2 separate regions of the Homo sapiens genome follow, and region 1 is linked to region 2. Evidence: read pairs that join two places in POLR2A ChIA-PET (ENCODE). Cell type or tissue: PC-9. All regions are shown on one strand. Each heading gives the region's core, and the rest is flanking DNA. Links, peaks and the distances in the headings are about the cores only.

Evidence for each region. ChIA-PET counts read pairs that join two places held together with the same protein. Peaks named below come from ENCODE experiments on the same cell type or tissue, not always from the same donor. Only the 100,000 strongest peaks of a DNase experiment are listed, where the experiment ranks them.
Region 1: POLR2A ChIA-PET joins it to region 2 with 37 read pairs; 2 of 35 experiments call an interaction of 5 or more read pairs at or near these places.

What each region holds. Positions count from the first base shown.
Region 1 is chr14:63,448,890-63,460,539 of GRCh38, forward strand. It overlaps PPP2R5E (protein phosphatase 2 regulatory subunit B'epsilon), which reads right to left. Exons shown (of 14, transcript NM_006246.5): 3 at 4,800-4,996. Among named protein-coding and RNA genes, the nearest start is that of PPP2R5E, 89 kb to the right of the region's middle. In PC-9, for the core only: no CTCF peak of the experiment used is centred there; no DNase peak of the experiment used is centred there.
Region 2 is chr14:63,672,586-63,684,235 of GRCh38, forward strand. SGPP1 (sphingosine-1-phosphate phosphatase 1) reads right to left here. Exons shown (of 3, transcript NM_030791.4): 3 at 11,631-11,650. Among named protein-coding and RNA genes, the nearest start is that of WDR89, 37 kb to the left of the region's middle. In PC-9, for the core only: no CTCF peak of the experiment used is centred there; DNase peaks (open chromatin) are centred at 5,466 and 6,156; H3K27ac peaks cover 1,279 bases.

The DNA of each region.
Region 1 (11,650 bases), core at 1,809-9,808, 220 kb before region 2:
TAATTCTAGAAGTCTGTAGGTGGTATCCAGACTTCATTTAATTGTTAAAAATGGTTTCCACAACACATAGATTACTTTTATCTCTTACTCTTTTCTTCCCCTAACAGGAATACCAGTTCTCAAAGTACAAGTCCCATCAAGTTGGATCAAAAGCTCTCGGTACTAATGCTGATACTGTAACATGCCATTATACATCATTACTCATCCTGGTTTGCAAAACCCATCTATCACTTCATTAGTATTTCATAAAAAACACTATCATTTCCCTCACTAATTCTGGTGAAGTGATTTTGTTTTACAGTAACACGAAAGAGAAATCAGCGGGGACAGTGATTACCCAACAGGCAGGATCATCTTGGAATTAGAGAACTTAAGAACCACTGTGGCAATGGAATAAAACACATCTCAGTGACGGAGTATTTTAAGTACAAAGAAGTAACAGTGGGTTCCACCAATGATCGTAAAATCAAGTATCTAATAAAATCATTGAAATGTAAAAATAGTATTTACTGAATACTTGCCACATGTTAGAGACTGTTCTAAAACTTTTATAAATATTGTCGCTAGTCCTCACAAAACCCCCCAAAGACAGGTATTACACAAATTAGGAAAGTGACCAGCACCAGGATGTATATATACAATGGGCTTAGAGGGAATGAGGGCACCAAGTGGGACGTGGTTCCAGTTTTCCTTACAGAACAGTAAGCACACGTTCTATGGACTGTATATGTATGTATGGTGTTGAGTACCCTGATATGCAAACAAAAGCACAAGCATGTTACCTAGGTGGAATATTTAAGGAGGGACTGGGAAAACTATGGCTACCCTCCCCCCACCCTATGTACCTCTTAGCACCACACAAAAATGGAGAACCCCTAAGTTAAAGTAACTTGCTCACATTGATGTAGAAAGTATGGCCAGAGCTGGCATTTGAACCCAGGTCTGTATGGTTCCAAAGCCTTGCCTTTTCTTTTCTTTTCCTATTTTTTTTTTTTTTTTTTTTTGAGATGAAGTCTTGTTCTGTCACCCAGGCAGGAGTACAGTGGCACAATCTCAGCTCACCGCAACCTCCACCACCCAGGTTCAAGCGATTCTCTTGCCTCAGCCTCCCAAGTAGCTGGGATTACAGGCATGTGCCACCATGCCAGGCTAATTTTTGTATTTTTAGTACAGATGGGCTTTCACCATGTTGGACAGGCTAGTCTCAAACTCCTGGCCTCAAGTGATCCACGCGCCTCAGCCTCCCAAAGTGCTAGGATTACAGGCGTGAGCCACCGCGCCCAGCGCCTTGTCTCTTTCTACTCTATCATAATATCCCCTTTCTGTAAATGCTCCAGAGTGTCTAAGTACCGTATATAATTAGTAGCTAACAATTTCAGAAATCACCAAATATGAAAAATAAGTTATACTTCTAAGAAGCCGAAACTACCATCTAGAATTTTCTAATGCCCTAGAACAGCATGTACACTAACAGACTCAATGCCTCCTAAGATAAAGCTCCAGTGTATTTTAAAACACATACAAATGATAGGAGTCTCTTTTTTTGGCTGGAGAATGGGGAGGAAAAGAGGGAGAAAACGGTCTCCCTTAGGAGACCAAAGCTGGTTTAACACCAAGCTGGTCCATATGGATGACAGAATTTTTGGATTATGCTAAACACTCAGTTTAAAATCTGGGTATAATCCAATGACATCCAATATCTTAATCATAATTTGAGAGACTGAAATGCCTACATTTTAAGGAGGAATTCATTCATTCAACAAATTTCAAGAAGACCTGGACTAGGTAGGAGGTATTATGGATGCCACAGATATGTGCAGGACACAGTTCCTTCTTAGGTGTGCTTACACCTAATTAGAAAAATCAGATAAATATGTGAAAAGACAAAAAAAAAAAAAAGGAGCAAATGAACAAATTCCCAAAATGGTGAGTTGCCAAGAAGCAGAGGAACTGAAGGAAGGAAAAAGCACTGTGTTTTTTCAGGAAAACAATAGTAGCACTTTAAGTCAGCCCTTGAAGGGAAAATGAGAATTAGAACTAGAGGTGAGGGAGTGGGGAATACGTGAAAGTCCAGAAACAAGGAAATAAAGGCTATTTAAATCAAATCAATACCAAATGCTGGTGAGGATGTGGAGCAGCAGAAATTCTCATTCACTCCTGGTAGGAATGCAAAATAGTACCACTACCCTGGAAGACAGTTTGGCAGTTTCTTATAAAACTAAACATACTCGTTACTTATAACAAGTAATAAAAGTAAATGCAAATTAAAAAAAAACTAAACATACTCTTACCATACAATACATACAGCAATTACACTCCTTGGTATTTACCCAAAGGAGCTGAAATCTTATGTTCATAAAAAAAACTTGTACACAGATATTTATATTAGCTTTATTCATAATTGCCAAAATTAGGAAGCAACTAAAATGTCCTTCAGTAGGTGAATGGATAAACTATGGTACATCCAACCAATAAAATGTTATTCAACACTAAAATAAATGAGCTATCAAGTCTTGAAAAGACATGAAGGAAACTTAAGTGCATATAACTAAGTCAAAGAAGCCCATCTGAAAAGAGTACATGCTGTATGATTCCAACTATATGACAGTCTGGAAAAAGCAAAATTATGGACACAGTAAAAAGATCAGTGGTTGCCAGGGAGTTGAAGGTGGTGGGTGATGAAGAAGTGGAGCACAGAGGATTTTCAGGGCAGTGATGTATGGTATGTATGGTACTATAATGGTGGATACATGTCATTACACATTTGTCTAAACTCAGAATGTCCAACACCAAGAATGAGCCCTAACGTGAACTCTGAATTCTGGGTGATAATGATGCGTCAATGTAGGATCATCAATTGTAACAAATGTACTGCTCTGGTGGGAGTGAGGGGGGAGGTGTTGATAATGGGGGAGGCTGTGCTTGTGCAGGGACAGGGGCATATGAGAAATCTCTGTACTTTCCTCTCAATTGTGCTGTGAACCTAAAACTGCTCTTAAAAAATTAAATTTTTAAAAATAAATAAGTATACAGATGTCCTCATACAAAGGCAAACTGATGTGTGTATAAGGATATTCATAGAGTACTGCTTAAATATGGTACATTCACACAATAAATATTATGCAGCTATAAAAAGAATATGGCAACTTTATATGTACTGAAATATATATTGCTAAGTGAAAAAAGCAAGGTACAGAAAATACATAGTGTGCCACCATTTGTGTGCTTACAAAAAAAAATATTTATACATATGTTTGCATATACTTATATATTCATGAACTATCCATGGGAAGATACAGAAGAAAGTCATAACCGATACCTCTGTTGGCTGATGATACAGGTAGGCTAAAACCAGGGACTGTGCTCTGCAGAAGGCAGGTAGACTAGAGAAGATCCTCTGCATCACATTAAGAGGTTTAGATAGCATGCAAACTCAAGAGCAAGGTTTCTCAACAGTGGCACTTGTGATATCTGGGGCCAGATAATTCTTTATTGTGGGGGCCACCCGGTACATTGTAAAATGTTTAGCAGTATCTCTGGCCTCTCCCACTAGATGCTGGTAGTACTCTCCTCTCACATCTAGTTGTGACTACCAAAAATGTCTCTAGACACTGACAAATGTCCCCTGTAAGGTAAAATCACACCTGGTTGAGAAGCACTGCTCAAGAGCCACACGGTCATCTTTAACCTACAAAACATTCTAGTGCTACATTCCTGTAAATTAACAACAAATCCAATATACATTCAGATATAGAACTGAGGAATATATTGGGCATCGTTTTCAGATGACCTTCATTATTTCAGTCACAGTCTCACGCTGAGATCATTCAAGTGCCTTTGCAAATCTGAACTATCATTTTTAAACATATCTACTCCATCACAAAAGTCTCTTTTCTGCATTGGTTGAATACAAATGATAAAGAACTAAATACAAAAGCCAGGCAGATGTTCCGCAGTACACAGAGAGTGTGCCAGATCCTGCAATGGACTCCTCAACGATGCACTGACCTTAAGGATCTCTGAGGCTATTTCACCAGTCAGTAGACCAGCTTCCCCACCCTGCAAAGCCCATCCCCAAATAGCGTGCACTCTCCAGCTCCAAGATCTTCTGGGATGCCAAGAAAGGCAACTCTCCCACAGAAATCTATCAGAAAACCACATTTTGGCTCAGCTTTTGAAAAACTAAAATAATTGTTCACACAGTAAGAATGTAATTACTCACATTATGTTAATAATGTTTTTCCTCATAACTCCTAATGACCACACAAAATCTAAGACACTATTCAAAAATCATAAAAGGTATCAACCCTGACTTCAAGGAGATTATAAAGAGAAGCGTTAGTTATAAAGCCCAAGAGAGGCCTTAACTACATTCTACAAATCACAATTTTATTAAGCATTAAGCCATTTCTAATATACCACAATGAATAAGATTAAAAAAAAAAAAGACATCCAACAGGCTTGAATATTTTTCAAACACGGATCTAAGACTTTTGTTATTTTCCTGTGTCTTTTCTTTTGCCAAAGCTAGAAATCCAGTAATACCCTGGCAATCTTGGCTTCATATTTTGAAGTCATTTATTGCTTCAGCACTGTCGTAGTTAAAGTTCTGGATTTCGTTCTCATGAAATCATGCTCTTCAAATTCTAGCACTGTGCCGACTACATTTGCTTAGCTCTCCAAAGGTTGGCTCTCATTTGTGGAGTTGACCTCCAATGACCTCACTCTTGCAATATATACACCTGTGAGTCACTATGGAAGATGCTTAAAAGTGTCCGCGGAGAAAAAAAGAAACTCACCATTCTAACTACTTCAGGGTAAGTCTGCTCTGTCAAACAGCCTCTGCTTATTGTAATGTAGTCCACCAGTTCATTAAGAGTGGAGCGCTTGTATTCTTTCATTTTAAGATCAGATAGCGTGTCCATGAAGTCAAAAATGACACAGCACTGCTGAAGTTTCTTTAGGAACAGTTCAGGCTGCTCTGAGGATGGAACGTCTAAGAAAAAAAAAGGAAATGGTGTAAGTCTGTCATCAATTTCCAGGTAACAGGAATTCTCTGTGAAAGTTACTTCAAAGGCAAGCTAAAAAAAAATAAGAATTCACATGACAACAGTGTTCTTTTTCACAGTTACACATGGGTGGGAGGGGATACCGTATCTACTACTTCAGAGACCTTGTCTTTGAAAACTACATTGTACCAACAAAATTGACTGTATTTGCTATTCCACAACCAAGGATTGACCAAAATCCCAAAAGACTTTAGAAGGTTGAAGCAAATTTTAACCAAAAACACCCCAATGTCAATACCTTTAAATTAAAAACACTGAAAAAGGTCAAACTTTCCCTTATAAGAAAGCTTTCGCTGTGGTTTAAATTAGTTTTACTAAAAAATTTCAAAGCAGAAATGTCAGTTGATTTATTTTAATTTCATGCTGACATCCTTGGTATTTAAAGCTATTGTTGTGTGTTTATATTTTTTTGTTTTGTTTTGGCTTGATCTGTATGAAGTTTCTTTCTGAAAGAAACCTGAAAAATCTACTAAATGAAACAATACCAACTCTCTCAAAAAGAGCACACCAGCAATAAGAAAATAAGAGTAAATGCCATATAAATCTACATTCTCTTTTTACCCATCTTCTTGTACTGTGAGAGAAAACCACTAACATCTTATATTAATATGTTCCCAGAATGGACATCTGCTCTTTTCCCGCAAACAGCAGGTCAGACATTTGGCTTGGCGTTGTTTCTAAAAAATATGTAGAAATTTTAGGTTAGTTGAAATTCCTCAGCTAGAAAGGAGCCTGATCTACAGTTGGACTTCAAATATACCGACTAAGCTGTAGACAGCCTATCCCCTCCTATCTTCTTTCCAATATTTCATTCCCCCAAACTGGAGCTTCCCTGGAGAAGCAATGAAAATTATAACCAGGGTAGGCTCTACTGCCTTCATCCAAGGTGATTAGCTCATTAATCCTCAGAACATCCTTAGAAAGAAGCAGGTGGCATTATTCTTCTCCATTTTTCACACACACACAAAATAGAGACAATCATTGAGGTCCCACAGGGAATGGGTTACAGAGCTGGGCAAAGTGCCCAGGTCTCTAACCACACTCCCATGTTCCTTTTGTACTAAGCAAGAAGGACCTTAACAGTGTGTAGTCACTTGCAGTCATCCTCAGTTGCCAGCCTTCTGGTAAATGCTTTACAATGGCCTCCTGGCTTGGGCTGCCTGCTCCCTGGAGAGGAGGGCAACAGCATACAGCACCCCCCTTACAGCCACCAGCAGCAGGAAGTGAAGGCCAGCCTCATTTTCACAGGACCCACCAGGCTCCTCTCTACAACCTTCTACCCCACCTTACACCCCACAACCCAAATGCCAGCATAGCTACCTCGGACCTCACAGGCAATTCTGGCAAAACACTGCCAGTTAAGTAAACCTAGATGAGAGTGGATAGGACACCTAAATACATAGGCTTTCTCTACCAGACATTAGAGAACAAGAAGCAGTCCATATCTTTGAATGTATAGCATCACTCCTACTCTCAGCAAAAACAAGTATTGAATTTAGAAATTATTAACCAGTGAGTTTCCCTTCCCCCATCACTCCTAGGTCCCCAAAAGCACAATGTGTCTTGCAGTCATGATATAGGTCTTATCCTATGCCCCCCTGGATTTAATCGGTTTTACAATATTTAGCCTTAGACTACAAGAACTAAATTCAGTCAGACCAAACTCTCTAAGTGCTACCTGCTTTGGGCGTTTAAAATAAATAAATAAAAATGAAATAAGGCTGCTTATGAGCATGACTATATCCTTAACCAATGACTAATTCATGCACAGGACCATCACAGTTAATTACTAAAATCTTTCGAGATCGAAATCAGACCCCAGACCTAGCAGCCGAATGGGAATACTGATGCTGCAAAGGGGGCAAGAAAAAGCTTTTTTTTTTTTAGTTTGAGATGAAGTCTTGTTCAAGCAATTCTCCTGCCTCAGCCTTCTGAGTAGCTGGGCTTACAGGCATCCACCACCACACCCAGCTAATTTTTGTATTTTTAGTAAAGACAGGGTTTTGCCATGTTGGCCAGGCTGGTCTCAAACTCCTGACCTCAGGTGATCTGCCCACCTCGGCCTCCCAAAGTGTTGGGATTACAGGCATGAGCCACCGCCCTGGCCAAGAAAAAGCTTATTAATATAACATTCGTTACAGGTCAAAATCTTTAGGGAAATTTTAATTAATTCAATATTTGATATAGTGATTTTAATAAAGTCTAAAAATCAGACTATCTACATGTTGAACTCCTTAACATAGCATATATAACTTATAAAAGCATCGATGAATTGTAGTCTTTCCTCCTAAAGTACATCATCATTTAAGCAGTGACAACAACAATTAACATTTGTGGTCACTGCAATAGTACTCAAGAGATTCATATACTTAGCAGTTCAAAAAATTTAGGCAGTTAACACTTAGTCCTATTTTTTAATGTTAGGCAGTTGAAATTTATCCTTTATTTGTGCAAAGTGATATAATGTCATAGACAAATGTGAAACAGGCTATCCACCTGTCCAGTGGAATAAGGATAATAACTTACATTTATTGAATATATTGGGTACATTTATTGGGCACTTTATCTAAGCACTTATACATATTATATCTCCTTTAATCCCTTCAATGGCCTTCTGCAGTAGGTACTATTTCTAACTTAACAAATGAGTAAACCAAAACACAGAGTCAGTGACTTGCCCATAGTCACACAGTTAATAAGCAGTGGAGACAGGATTCAAACCCAAGTGGATTGGCTCCAAAGCCTGGACCCTTCACCACTGTGCAATGCAACACGAAACACAGTGAAAGACCAGAGTGATACCCTATTCCAGAACACAGGGTGTGTGCAAACACAGAAGAGGAGGAAGAAAGCAGACAAAATGAACAAATGACTCTCCATTCATAAAGCATCATGCTAAACCCCTTCTCTATCTCCCCTCTAGCCCATGCACCAAGAATTAACACAGCAAAAGCTGCGATTTGTCCTTTATCATAAACTAAATTCTTTCTAAAATGACCTACCTTCATTAAATTAAAAAACTTGCACAGTCAAGATGAACCAAAAGGGGGTTCTTAAAGAGACAATCCCTTTATGGTAACAATTTAGGAAAGTTTTATACATGTTGAAGGATGACCAGTCCAAACAAGAGGTTCTTCATATAATGTCTGGGCCTCAGACTGTCCCATATAGCTAATACTGCTCCCAATCTCCTCTCTCATCTACCTAGTCCCAGGTGGATGTGAAAAGGTAGAATGTGAGAAGGCAGGACAGGCCAGAGATCAGAGAAGGAACAATCTCTGAGTAGTCCAGAAGGTTTCCACTATATAAGAAAAGTTTAGTGTCTATGTAAGCAGTCCCTGAAGTAGATCCAAATATTCTTTTTAAATAAACATTTATTAAAAGGATCACTTAAGAAGCCATAAAGAGAATCTCATAAAAAACAAAAACATATCATAAAGGCAATGAATTCTGACCACAATACAGTAACACTAGATTTTAACAACTCAAAGCTACCCACCTCCAAAATCCAAGTCACCTGGAAATCTAAAAACTTCAGAAGTCAAGACTGAAGAAAAAAACAAATTACAGTCATTAAGAAATAAATGTGAATTAGGAAAATTAAAGGTCATCTTAGAATCCCAAAGCAGACCAGGCAGTGGATGCTTCCGTCACCTATCTTCCAGTGAAAACCTCTGGCCAGCAGAGGCCATCCCTGCTCCCAGGAAAGGGATCCCACAGAAGCACGGCCATAAATAATGAGCAATCAATAAGCGGTTATGTAATACCGTGAAGGTCACTGGCACAATGACTCCTCCATCCAAGGTTGTATGTGTTCAAAAGAGAGAATAATTGATCCCATTATCACAGCTTGGTAAGATCCCATAAGGTCAGATTCCACTGCTCTAGAAGAATTCTTAAAATTTTAAGTTGGTTTCCAGAATATGTTTCTCCACCAAGAAAAGAATGCAATGACCAGCTAAACTGTACTTCTCACTGCACTGTACTTCTCTTTACTTTTTAGCAGTAGTCATTCTCCCCCTTATGTCTTTATATCACCGTCTTCCAGTATCCACCTATCAATTTTCATCAATAAGCAGGGGAAAATGACTACGCCTACCTCCAAGGTGTTCATTACATCTGAATATTTTTTAAATTTACGAGTGTGACATGCAATGGGAAAATGGACATAAAACTCAACACAGAGTGAGGATGCAATCTCAGATTAAGACAAAGATTCTCTTTGTATCTAAAGAAGTCAACAGGATCTATATACAGTTTAGCTCTTGCTGGGGGGCACTCCCCTCACCCTAATCATGATTTAAAGGGAAGGTTGTTTACAATTTGCAGAAGTAGCTCATTCTTCCCTACTAGTCCACTTCCATCATTCCACCCTATCTAATGTTTGGGGCACATAATCATGGATCCAATATCACCTCACATTTTCTTCAGGCCTGCCTCATTCAGCACTTTGCAAAGCAAAAAGTAACAAGGGTAGAAGAAATAAAATATGTGCCCAGTCTCTTGAGTTTGGTACTCTGGGACTCCGATCAACAAAAGTTGTTAAAAATCAGAACGTTAAATTCACATTTGCAAATATGCCAGCCAAGTAAATAAAGGAGGCCTACATCATTATATTTATTACCCATCATATCATAAAAATAAGGTAAATTGCTTTTAAAAAATAAGTTAATAAAGAAAATGTGGACTGGCAAATTATTTACACATAAACTATTGAAATGTATGTGGAAATAGAGTGAATAAGTATTTCTATAAAATGTTCATATGTTTGCATTGGAAGCTAAACTATAACATTGCTTGAGCTCCTAATGAACAATATTTATAATATCATTCAATGAATATCTATAAATTATATTTATATTTCCATTCAAAAGATCTAAAATAAAATTCTTCTAAATTAACAATACTTTTTACCTGAAAATGTCCTAAGGTATTACTCACTTAGCCCTTTTACTTCTATTTCTCCAACTTTCACAAAAAATAATAGGACCAGCACACAATGAGAATAGTAAGTATGGCCTCTGATCCCACAGAACTTTCTCTTAAGATGTACAAATCCTCATCCATGTATACTCTGTCCTTCACGGGCAACTCTCCATAAACTTCAACAAAATCACTGAGAATTTTACTTGCATAAGACATACGAGTCTATATTTACAGAAAACTAAGTGTCTCATAGTTCTAAGGAGATGCTTAATACTAAAACATTAACATAAATAAAACATTATTAAGCAGATTGAGCCGTGATAGACTGAAGCTAGGTACACTAGCATATGCGGTAAAATGCCTAATTACCTGCCCATGTAGTCTGTCCAAATCATTGCTATCAATTTTACCTCTACCTTTTCATAGCACATATTTCAAGAAACCTAGAAATAATCCTATTTTATTAGTAGAACTAAGCTTCCATTACAGGAATTGCTTTTGACACCAGTAAATCACAGATATAACCAACAATATTTCCTCAAAACGAGGAGACAACTATAAGCCTTTATAATAAATCAAATAATAGACTTCATGTCCTATGAACTGGAGCCAAATATAACATGTTGATTACACAGGATATTTCAATGCACATAAGCAAATAAAAAACTAACCCAGAACCAATCTGTTAACTAAAATAAGCATTAAATACTTGACCAATCCAATTACTTTATTATTGTATTCAAAGAAGTGAGTTCAAAGATGTTTGTTGTTGATGATGGTGGTGATGGTGGTGGTGGTGGTGATGTGATATTTCACTGCTAAGCATTTGTATTTTATAAAAGTGACTCCAGTGATTTCAGTATGTCACTACGGTTAAAAACCACCGTTTTTAAAGTAAGCACTCTAAAATCCTTCTTTCATCCCCTCCTCCTTTGAAATTCTTTCTCTCCATTATTTAAAGCTAGCAGTGAAAACTTTTAGTTTCCAAGCTAAGGAAGGTCCCTGGAAACATTTACAACAGTGAAAGCGTTCTTTCTTGGCCTTGGCTATAATAGGTGAATGTCGAGTTGGCTGCTTTTAGAAATCTTGCCAATCTGTTAGAGAGCTTGAGAAACACTTTGCTGATTATTAGCATACACGTTTTTTAAAGGTTCAAAACGTGTCATAGAATGACTAGCACAGATAGAATACTGTCAAAAGGATGAGATGAAGGTGTGGGTATTGACTGAAATTTCCAGGTAAAAAGAATAGAGACAATAACAATCATGAACACTTACAACCATAAAGCACTGTACTAAGCTCCTGACACACATTATCCCTTTTAATCCTCAGAATATCTTAGGTGTAGCCACTATTAATATCCCAGTTTTTCAAATGAGGAAACTGACACCCAGAAAGGCTAAGTCATTTGTCCAACATGACACACTGGAAGGGCTGCAGCTAGTATCTGAACCCCAGTAGTCTTACTGCCCCAACAGTCTTGCTGCGGAGGAGGGAAGGGGCATACCAATAACAATGATGATAATGGTGATGATCATGCTAAATAACAGCAACTAACCCCCATTAGAGTTGTACATATACTTCCATTGCTATGGTTAGTTATTTGTTTAAGAGAAGTTGCAGTCTAAAAGAAAAATTGGTTGACTTTTCTATTA
Region 2 (11,650 bases), core at 2,262-10,261:
AGTTTTGACATGTTAGGCATTGGCTCTGCATGCCTGAGACTTCTGAGTTCAAGTCATAGAGAGGAGGTCCTCTCACTTGTGGGGATTGCTGATTTCAAAGGGAATTTTTAGATCCTCAACGTGAAAAGATGATATTTTTTCCAGCTCAAATGTTTTTTTAATAGATCACAGCTGGCCAGTCTGGTCCTCAATACCCTTAAAAGACTGTTAGTCTACCCCGACCACTTGAAAGGGTTTAGCATTAGAGAATCTAGGTCAGGCCAACGAAGTGGATTAGTAACTTAATAACTATGTGGTTTATTTAATGAGAAACTGGTGTTACAAGACATTAACTTGCGTGTGCATCTGAATGACCTAGCGGGCTTGTTAAACAAATTGCTTGGTCTTTGGCCCCCACGTTTTTGATTCAGTAAGCCTGAGATGGGGCCCAGGAGTCTGCATTCCTAACAAGTTCCCAGGTGATGCTGATGATGCATATTAAGAATCACTGCTCCAGGTAGTTCAGCTAATTCCCTTGCCATGGTTCCCTAATATCCTTGTTGTTTGACAAATGCGAGATAAAAAGTAGATTAATGACTGGGTGCACTGGCTCATGCCTGTAATCCCAGCACCTTGGGAGGCTGAGACAGGCAGGTCGCTTTAGCCCAGGAGTTCAAGAGCAGCCTGTGCAACATGGTGAAACACTGTCTCCACTAAAAATACAAAAATTAGCTGGCCGTAGTGGCGTGCGTCTGTAATCCCAGCTACTTGGGAGGCTGAGATGGGAGGATGGCTTGAGGTGGAGGCTACAGTGAGCTGAGATTGCATCACTGCACTCCAGTCTGGGCAACAGTGACATCCTATCTCGAATGAATGAATGAATGAATGAATGAATGAATGAATGAATAAGTAGATTAATGGTACTAAAATTTATTACTTAAGATCAGGTGCTACAGTCATTTGGGAGTTACTGTTCACTTTAGGTTTTACCTTCTTCTTGATTCAAACAGTCTGATCTTAGATTCAATGAGAATTAAAAACTGTATATAATAAAATTCGTTCTAGCATGTACTATCTACCTATTTCATAAATCTTAACCTCGGATACGTACTTACCATCTCATTCCCTAATTCCTTTTTCCCTTTATTCGTTACAATCTGACTACTGCCACTACCACATACACCATTGAAATTGTTCTCTTCAAGGTAAACCAGAAACTCATGTAAGATGTCTGCCTTCAGCCTGAATCTCTTTACTAGTGTTTGATATTGTTTATTGATCACTTTGTTCTGAAAACTCTCTTCTCCCTATCAGTGTGGATTTTAGGGACCTTTTCATTGGCTCCGTCGTCTTCTATCTCCTCTCCCCCTTTCCCTAGGCAGACATCATTAACTGATCGTGGCACTCCTAGGGCTTCACAGCATAACCCAGCAGGAAAATGCTCTTAGTTGATTGGTGTTTGTCTGTGAGATGAAACGTGTTGTGAAGGCTCCAAACTATCTCCAGGCCAGGCACTGTGACTCACACCTGTAATCCCAGCACTTTGAGAGGCCAAGTGGGGGGAGATCACCTGAGGTCAGGAGTTTAAGACCAACCTGGCCTACATGGTGAAACCCCATCTCTACTAAAAATACAAAAATTGGCTGGGCCTCGTGGCACATGCCTGTAGCCTCAGCTACCAGGAAGGGAGGCTGAGGCATGAGAATTGCCTGAACCCGGGAGGTGGAAGTTGCAGTGAGCTGAGATTGTGCCACCACATTCCAGCCTGGGTGACAAGAGGGAGACTTCATCTCAGGAAAAAAAAAAAACAAAAATAAACAAGAAGTAGAGGAGAACAGCGAATGGGAGTAGAGCATGTCTGTGTGCTGTTAGGAGTGATTTAGTAGACTGGGAAAAGTTGATGTTTCAGGATAAAGATAACTCCAGGAGAGAAATCCTATATGAACTCCAAGAGATATCATTAATTAAAAAAAATGGGGGGGGGGGGAGTGTGGGGAGGGGACTTGCAGAATACGTACAATATATTTTTAAAAACCTAAACTTTATATAACACAATTATATATTTCAATATATGTAAACATATAAACACACACACACACACAGAATATATACTCCAAACTGGCAACAGTAGTTAATTCTGAGAATACAATTATTATAGTGGGCAAAGGAGGACTTTTTTTCCCAAGTATATAATATATTGCTATTAACTATAGTCATCACGAGTTAAAATAGATCTCTTGCACTTATTCCTCTTGTCTGAAATTTTCTTTCCGCTCATTCATTGATGGACACTTAGGCTACTCTAAGTAATGCTGCAATAAACTTGAGAGTGCAGATATTTCTTTGATATACTGATTTCAAATCCTTAGAATATATATTCAGCAGTGAGATTACCGGATCACATGGTAGTTCTATTCTTAGTTTTTAAATATCTCCACACTGTTTTCCATAATGGTTGTACTAAAAAGAGGATTTTTGCTGTTCTTGCCATTTGAATAATAAAAAAAAACAACCCAGCAATGTATCTATAGATATCTTGTGTAATTTTTTGTAGCAAGTAACTTCTCATTTCCATGAAATAATTTCACTATATAAGAAAACAGCTGACTGACATTCAAGAATAACCTCATGTTTTCTAGCAGAATTTCTTATGAAATTTAAAAAAGACTTTCTGCAATAGGCACTGTTACATTCTAGAAATGTTCTAATAAAGGTACTGATTTTTTTTGTTGTTGTTGTTTGTTTGTTTGTTTTTTGAGACAGAGTCTTGCTCTGTTGCCCAGGCTGGAATGCAGTGGTGTGATCTCGGCTCACCACAACCTCTGTCTCCCAGGTTCAAGCAATTCTCCTGCCTCAGCCTCCTGAGTAGCTGGGATTACAGGTATGTGCCACCACAACCGGCTAATTTCTGTATTTTTAGTAAAGACAGGGTTTCACCATGTTGTTTAGGCTGGTCTCGAACTCCTTACCTCAGGTGATCCACCCACCTCAGCCTCCCAATGTTCTGCTTATTTTTAAAAAACCTTTATGAATAATGTGATTTGCAATTTAAAAATTTATTACAAGGATCTCATTTTCCAAAATATGATTCTGTAAAGTTCATATGAGATTTATGAGGTAGTTTTACATTCTTTTTCCAGTTTCTCTTTTCTTAGTTCTGAATGAGATTTCTAAAGGAGAGATTTTCTTCTCTGTTTCCTTTACATATCCATCTCTGTAGCTGGCAAGATTTGTTGAATGAATTCTAGAATTACTGAGGTCTTTGGGGTCTAATCTGTCCCTCTCCCCCTCCCCCACTTTTTTTTTTTAAACAAAGAACTATCCGTTTAGAGCCACTTCAGCTCAGAACTACTTAGATAGTAGGTTGGATTAGGTTACTTAGGTAAAGTGACCTATTAGTTACTTTAAACCTTGAGATTTAAACAAAAGTTATGACTCTTCTAAAGCAATTACCTCACTTTCTTTGGTGAAACTTGTTAATTTCCTTAGAGGGGTGTATATACAAACTTTTTAGACAGGAAAAGAGGGGAAGGTTGCTTCAGTGACAAGACATGCTCTCCCAACTCTATTCCCTCAGTGAAGGTGCATTAAAATTCTTTTTGTTAAATTCCAGAATCCTAATAGAAACAAAAATACTCCATTTCTTTTTGCACACTTGATCTAACAGAGTTTATTAAATTTTAATAGTGAAAGGGCTCTTAGAGAACATCAAGTCTTACCTCTTCATTTTATCTGTGAGGAAATCATTTATCATTCTGGTGCTAGTACCTAGTTGAAGGAACTTACAATTATAGTTCAAGACAAAACAAAGTCAAAACAAAAATCCTGGTCCTCTGACTTCAGTTAAACACTTTTTTTTTTTGAGACAGGTTTTCACTTCTGTCACCCAGGCTGGAGGGCAGTGGTGTGATCTGGACTCACTGCAACTCTGCCTCCTGGGCGCAAGGGATTCTACTGCCTCAGTATCCCGCGTAGCTGGGACTACAGGCATGTGCCACCATGTCCGGCTAATTTTTGTATTTTTAGTACAGACAGATTTTCACTGTGTCACCCAGGCTGGCCTTGAACTCCTGGATTCAAGCGATCCATCCTCCTTGGCCTTCCAAAGTGTTGGGATTGCAGGTATGAGCCACCACACCCAGCCTCAGGAAAAAAAAAAAAAAAAAAAAGACACAGAATGGGAACATGAAAGTCAGTACAGGTTTGGCACCAGCATCTTCACAAAGAATAGAATTCAACGCAAACATTTTCACAGTAAGTCAATAAAGTGGTACGTCAGGATTTGGGAAATGCCACTGTTTGCAAGCACAAATCTAAAGTCTGTTTTATGACAGACTTGCAAGGGCAAGAATATGGTATAACATATCATGACTTGGAAAAGCTTAAAGCCTCCCAAAGACAGAAATCTGTAATCTTTCCCCCCTACTTAGGAAACTATCTCATGGAAGAGTCACCAAAGTTTTCTTTGAAATGGGAGTTTCAGGTTGATACATAAGGAATGGCTATCTTTACAGATCGGCAATGGCTAGTGACATGTTTGTGAGCCAATTATAAGGTAAATGTAAGTCAGTATGGTCATCATGTCTTTTTTTATAGGTAATAGACAAACTAATGAGGAAGCCATTAGCCTCTCTGGAATAATACCAAATCAGGAAGAAAGTAGGTGGTTATGGGTGTATTGTGGATTACCTTACAGATGCGGAACATATTCAGGGTATCTCTGTGATTCTGTTAGAAAACATTCTTCCTACACCCATGCCACAATCTTCACCAACAGTTGAGATTAGCCAGATGTGTGGTCAGGTCTGATCTCAACGCATAAAGGGAATCTCATGATCTCTTAAGTATGGTGGGATGAGAAATAAGTTCAAGAATACAGTTCCATAGTGAGCAGCAGGTATATTCAAACCTACCCCTAAAGCCCAAAGAATAAGGCTAACAAATCCAATTTCTCAGAAAGAAAATATTTCACAGAGATTTGAAAACATAAGCAGTATCTCGGACAACTGCGAGATGGTGGATCCTCACACCCGTCCTCCAGAAATTATCCTTTAGAAAGCAAGCCTTGGGCCAGGCACGGTGGCTCACGGCTGTAATCCCAGCACTTTGGGAGGCTGAGGTGGGCAGATCACTGGAGGTCAAGAGTTCGAGACCAGCCTGGCCAACATGGTGAAACCCTGTCTCTACTAAAAATACAAAAATTAGCCATGGTGGCACATGCCTGTAATCCCAGCTATTCAAGTAGGCTGAGGCATGAGAATCGCTTGAACCTGGAAGGCGGAGGTTGCAGTGAACCGAAATCATGCCACTGCACTCCACCCTTGGTGACAGAGCAAGACCCTGTCTCAAAAAAAAAAAAAAAAAGAGAAAAGGAAAAAAAGCCTTTAGGATAAAGACATGTGCAGCTGTTACTTTCTTGTGGAAACTTGTGACTACTGGGGAGGTCAGATAAGCATCTTTATGAGGGTTGTTACAGGCATTGTTTAGAGAACTTGCTGCAGAACACTTTGGCATGCAGAGTCAAACATTAGTCATTATGGAGATTTCACTTCAAGATGTTATCACTCTTGCCATGCAACAGGCTATTTTCCTACAAACACCAACTTTATTCCCAGAGCATACCTGCAAATCCTAGATGGAGTATCTTGGAAGCTCGTCTTCCTTGTAGAACACATTGTAAACTCCTGGTCTGTAATAAAAGTAGCTAGGTCTGCAGACTCTTAACCTAATGACGTCAATCCTCATGGCCTGTGCGTAGGTTTCCAGGTAAGTCATTAGTTTGTTATACAACCTTCTTGTGAGGGCTTGGAAGGTGAGGGGAGTATAGCTTCACATCCAAAGTTCTCCTAACTTCCTGGGGACTCCTCTTCTAAATAACAGCAATTATAGCAGTCATGATACCATGTCACCAAAATTCACACCTTTGGGATTTTTCATATAAAATCTAGGATTAATATAAAAATTGCCTTTTTCTCCTCTTAATAAGTAAACATGTAATTGTCTTCTGCTATCAGATTTTAAAAAAAAACCAAACACTTAATAATGAAGTATATATCAAAAAATATTTTTGATTACCTTCACATTAGGTGTAATTTCACTCATGAGCTAAGTGAGTAATAGTGCAGCCCTTCTACTGGCAAAGAAAGACACCACTTCACCACACCTATTGTTTACTGGATATTTTAACAAGCTCTTCAACTTTACTCTTACTACTCCCTTGTAGGTACCCTGATGCTCCAGACAAACTACTATTTGTTTGCCAAACATGTCTAACACATTCCCATCTCCATGCTTTGGTTCATCCAATTTCTTTTTCTTTTTTGAGATGGAGTTTTGCTCTTGTTGCCCAGGCTGCAGTGCAATGGCGTGATCTCGGCTCACTGCAACCTCTGCCTCCTGGGTCCAAGCGATTCTCCTGCCTCAGCCTCCCAACTAGCTGGGACTACAGGCACCCACCACCATGCCCGGCTAATTTTTGTATATTTAGTAGAGACGGGGTTTCACCATGTTAGCCAGGCTGGTCTCAAACTCCTGACCTTGTGATCTGCCCACCTCAGCCTCCCAAAGTGCTGGGATTACAGGAGTGAGCCACCGTGCCCGGCCAAATCAATTTGTTATTTTAAAAATTTACAACCTTTGTTCATGAATACTTTACAAAAGATTTTGAGAATATACTGCTAAGAAGCAAATATTTAAAAATTCTTATTTGTAAAGCTATTTAAAAAATTTTATGGTGACAAATGTTGCAGGATTATTATTCAGTTTTTTTACTTTTAAGATTGTTATCACAGATTTCAACCAGTGTTATTAGTCTGTTCCTGCATTGCTATTAAAAACTACCAGAGGCCAGGCGCGGTGGCTCACACCTGTAATTCCAGCACTTTGGGAGGCTGAGGTGGTTGTATCTGCTGAGGTCAGGAGTTCGGGACCAGCCTGGCCAACGTGGTGAAACCCTGTCTCTACTAAAAATACAAAAATTAGCTGGGAATGGTGGCATGCACCTGTAGTTCCAGCTGTTCAGGAGGCTGAGGCAGGAGATTCACTTGAACTTGGGAGGCAGAGGTTGCAGTGAGCCAAGATCATGCCACTGCACTCCAGCCTGGGTGATGGCAAGACTCTATCTCAAAAGAAAAAAAAAAGAACCTACTGGAGACTGGGTAATTTATTTAAGAATAAAAAAAAAAAGAGGTTTAATTGGCTCATAGTTCTACCAGTGGTACAGAAGGCCTGGCTGGGAAGCCCTCAGGAAACTTACAATCATAGCAGAAGGTAAAGGGGAAGCTGGCACATCTTACATAGCTGGAGCAGGAGGAAGAGAAGGTGAAGGGGGAGGTGCCACACACTTTTAGATAACCAGATCTTTTTTTTTTTTTTTTTTTTTTTTTTTTTTGAGACGGAGTTTCGCTCTTATTGCCCAGGCTGGAGTGCAGTGGTGCAATCTTGGCTCACTGCAATCTCCACCTCCCGGGTTCGAGTGATTCTCCTGCCTCAGCCTCCCGAGTAGCTGGGATTACAGGCATGCGCCACCATGCCCGGCTAATTTTGTATTTTCAGTAGAGACGAGGTTTCACTATGTTGGTCAGGCTGGTCTCAAATTCCTGACCTTAGGTGATCCGCCTACCTTGGCTTCCCAAAGTGCTGGGACTACAGGCGTGAGCCACCATGCCCGGTCAACAACCAGACCTTATGAAAACTCACTATCAGGAGAACAGCCAGAAAGATATCTGCTCCCATGATCCAATCACCTCCCATCAGACTCCTCCTCCAACACTGGGATTACAATTTGACATGAGATTGGGTAGGGACACAAATCCAAACCATATCAACCAAAAATGAGCAAAAATACTGTGCATTAAAATGAGTTTGGTGAATGCTTCCCCTCAAATTAACCCAGATGAAAAAGGAGAAAAACTCTTAAATAGTAGGAAAATTATAATCCATCTTATTGTCACCAACCCCACTGATCCTCTGAATTTGGGCCTGGAGACCTTTGGAGACCAGGGTAGCCTTTCACTTCACTGAAGTAAAAAAAACACTTGATATTTAAGCTCTGAATATATTTAATCTAGATTTTAATTATAAACATCACTTAACATTTTTAAATGTAGTTGGTTTTATGAAAAATTAAAGATCAATTGTAAAAAATAATATTCTCGGGAACATAATTATTTATTACTAGAAACTAAAAGTTATATCCCTGTATATACACAATATTTTCTTTTCAGATTTGATTTCAAGTTTAAAAAAAACAAAATCTTAAAACTAATTTGAGTACAAATCACATTCATACAATGGGGTACTGTAGTAATTACATACAAAACTTTCCTAGAATTAAATTATTAGCCCTTCAATATTTGCATGAAAAGTGACAAAATCCTTACTAAACTGGAAGCATTCATTTACAACCTAAACTTTTAAAACAGGTAGACTATTAAGCAATATTAAAATTTTTAGATCATTAATCTCTTTAAGAATCTGATGAATGCTGTAGAAATTTTCCCCAGAAAAATGCACATATTGAAGCCTAAGGACTGAATAATCGTGTAATTCATTCAACATATCCTAATTGAATGCCTACTGTGTCCCAGGGATCCAGAAGTAAAAAGATGCATAAGGTCTTTTTCCTCATGAAGCTTACGTCATAGGGATAATGACAGAAAATGTAAAAAGTAAATAATACATAATTATAGACTGTGATTGATATGCTTTGCCTTTGTGTCCCCACCCAAATCTCACCTTGAATTGTAATAATCCCCACAAGCAAGGGCAAGACTAGGTAGAGATACTTGAATCATGGGGGCAATTCCCCCATGCTCTTCTCGTGATAGTGAGTGAGATCTCATGAGATCTGATGGTTTTATAAGGGGCTTCCCACTTCGCTCGCCACTCACTCTTACTGCATCCTACCGCCCTGTGAAGAGGTGCCTTCTGCCATGATTTTAAGTTTCCTCAGGCCTCCCCAGCCATGCAGAACTGTGGGTCAATTAAACCTCTTTCCTTTATAAATTACTCAGTCTTGGGCAGTTCTTTATAGCAGCATGAGAATGGACTAATACAGTGGTAGATTTCACTGATAGATACAATAGATTTCAGTTATCCTTTGTCCTAATTTAGGACAAAGGATAAACCTCAACTCTGAGGAATTTTTTAAAAAATCCTTATATAGTAAGCATTTTGTCACTTTTCATGCAAATATTGAGGGGCTAATAATTTATTTCTATTGTGAGAATTTTTTTTTTAAAAAAAGAGAATCCATTTTATATCTCCTAAGAAAATGTCATCATACAAAAAATAAAATATTTAAAATTTATTTAATTTTTAGAAAACAGGAAAAAAATCTTAAAAAACAAAAATATTATCATATCCTGTTGCTTGCTGTACCAGAGAATGAGCTTTCTAGACATCCAAGGAGAATGCAACAAAACTAAAAATGATGAAAGGAAAAAAAAAATACTCTCTTAGGGGCTCTGGAGCAATGAAAGAATCTGGTTTTCATATTTATAGGCAAGAAAGCTTTCACAATCACTAAGGGTTTTTAGCATGCACAGTCAGTACAACAGTTATCAAAGTATATTTTATTCTGCTCATAGACTGCTGCTGTCAGATGTAGAATCCCATATTTGGGAGAGAAAGGAAGCAAGGGAAGGGCAAATTAGGAAAAGCCAGCTAGTTGAGATTTAAGAATTAACATTTCTAGCCTGGCACAGTGGCTCACCTCCAATACCAGCACTTTGGGTGGCTGAGGTGGGAGGACTGCTTCAGCCCAGGAGTTCAAGACCAGTCTAGGCAACATAGTGAGGCCCCATCTCTATAAAAATAGAAAAATTAGCCAGACATGGTGGTACATGCCTGTAGTCTCAGCTACTTGGGAGGTTGAGGCAGGAGGATGGATTAAGCCCAGGAGGTAGAGGCTGTAGTGAGCAGTGATCATGCCATTGCACCCCAGCCTGCATGAGAAAGCAAGACCCTATCTCTAAATAAACAAATAAACACATTTATTTCCTTAAACACTTTTATTTTTTAAAAAGTTTATTTTTCTTTGAATTTTCCCTCCTGTGTGTCTCACAAGGAAGGCTTGCTTCCTTATAAAGAGATCTGGTGGGCTTAAAATGAAGAGCTTTCTAAAAGTCCTTCAAAATTAGCATGTTAAAATTTTTATTGTGCTATGTATAACTTATTATAACCACAACCAGAATTCAAGTGTAAAAGTTTTTTCTTTTTTCTTTGAGATGGAGTCTCACTTTGTCACCCAGACTGGAGTGCAGTGGTGTGATCTCAGCTCACTGCAATCTCCACCTCCTGGGTTAAAGCAATCCTCCCATCTCAGCTTCCCGAGTAGCTGAGACTACAGACATGTGCCACCATGCTCAGCTAATGTTTTTGTCTTTTTTTTTTTAGTAGAGACTGGGTTCACCATGTTAGCCAGGCTGGTCTCAAACTCTTGACCTCAAGTGATCTGCCCGCCTCAGCCTCCCAAAGTGTTGGATTACAGGCGTGAGCCACCGCGACTGGCCAAGTTTTTTCTTTTTAACTTACATATATATTTCAAAAGGAATGGAAGAACTTGATCAAATAACGAGAAAATACCCAGCACAGTAATATCTACTAATTACTTTTTCTCAAACTGCTACCTCTTCCCTTTCTTAAAAAACCTTATCAAACAACAAAAACCCTCTTCAGAAAATCTAATGCAGCTATAAAGTAAAATGTTAAAAACTGATCCTTACTGATGTCCAGATTAAACATTTTACTGGCCGGCTGGGATTACAGGCATGAACCACCACACTTGGCCACGTTAGGTTTTAAATCTAGAATAAACATTCCTTGTTAACGAGAACAAAATTGTTTACCAATAAGAAATCTTTGTCATATAAAATTGTGTGATCATATCTTTCTCCACTCCCACTGCTTCACTTGAGTAGCCTTTAAAAATTTTTGTGATTATATATTTTAAAAAACCACTTTAGTATTTACTTATCTTTATTGAATGCTCTGTTAAAATTTGCCTTTAAGGGAATGAATGACAGGGAGGGTGAGGGAAATTTTGCTTTTAAATTCTATTCATTCCACTGAATTCATTTTTATGTTGTCCCTGAAATATATATTTAATAAACACTACTTGTAAAGAAAGCTACAAAATAAAATAAAAATAATTGTGTCAATCTTGAAGTGGCATTGTTTTATATTAGGTCATATAATTAGTTTCTGGCAGACCTGGTTTTTGCAGTTCACACATCATGGCATTTTAAAATTACAAAATAAAATGTCCATATGTTTTATTCTGCTTGAAAAAGTACCTGTTCCTAGTTTTATGATTAATCCTTGACATTCATGGAAAAGCAGTAAATTACCTACAATACTATTAGTCACATTTTACTGAAACAATTTTGTGCATAAGCTTTTTAAAAGAAATATGAAACTTTTTACTAAAAGTACAATGTTAGAAATAATCATAAATGGAACCAAAGCCAGTTTGTACCTCAAAGAACTTCTTCAATGTCTTCTATTGCCAAAACAGCACTTTGATTTTGGACAAAACGCTTCAGAGGAAATATGTGCTAGAATGAAAATCCAAGACATATTTTTAAAATCTCTACCAGATAAAACAGAAACAATTGCTCGGAAGGCAAACAAAACAAAGCAAAACCTTCTTTAATCTTCAATTTGGCTT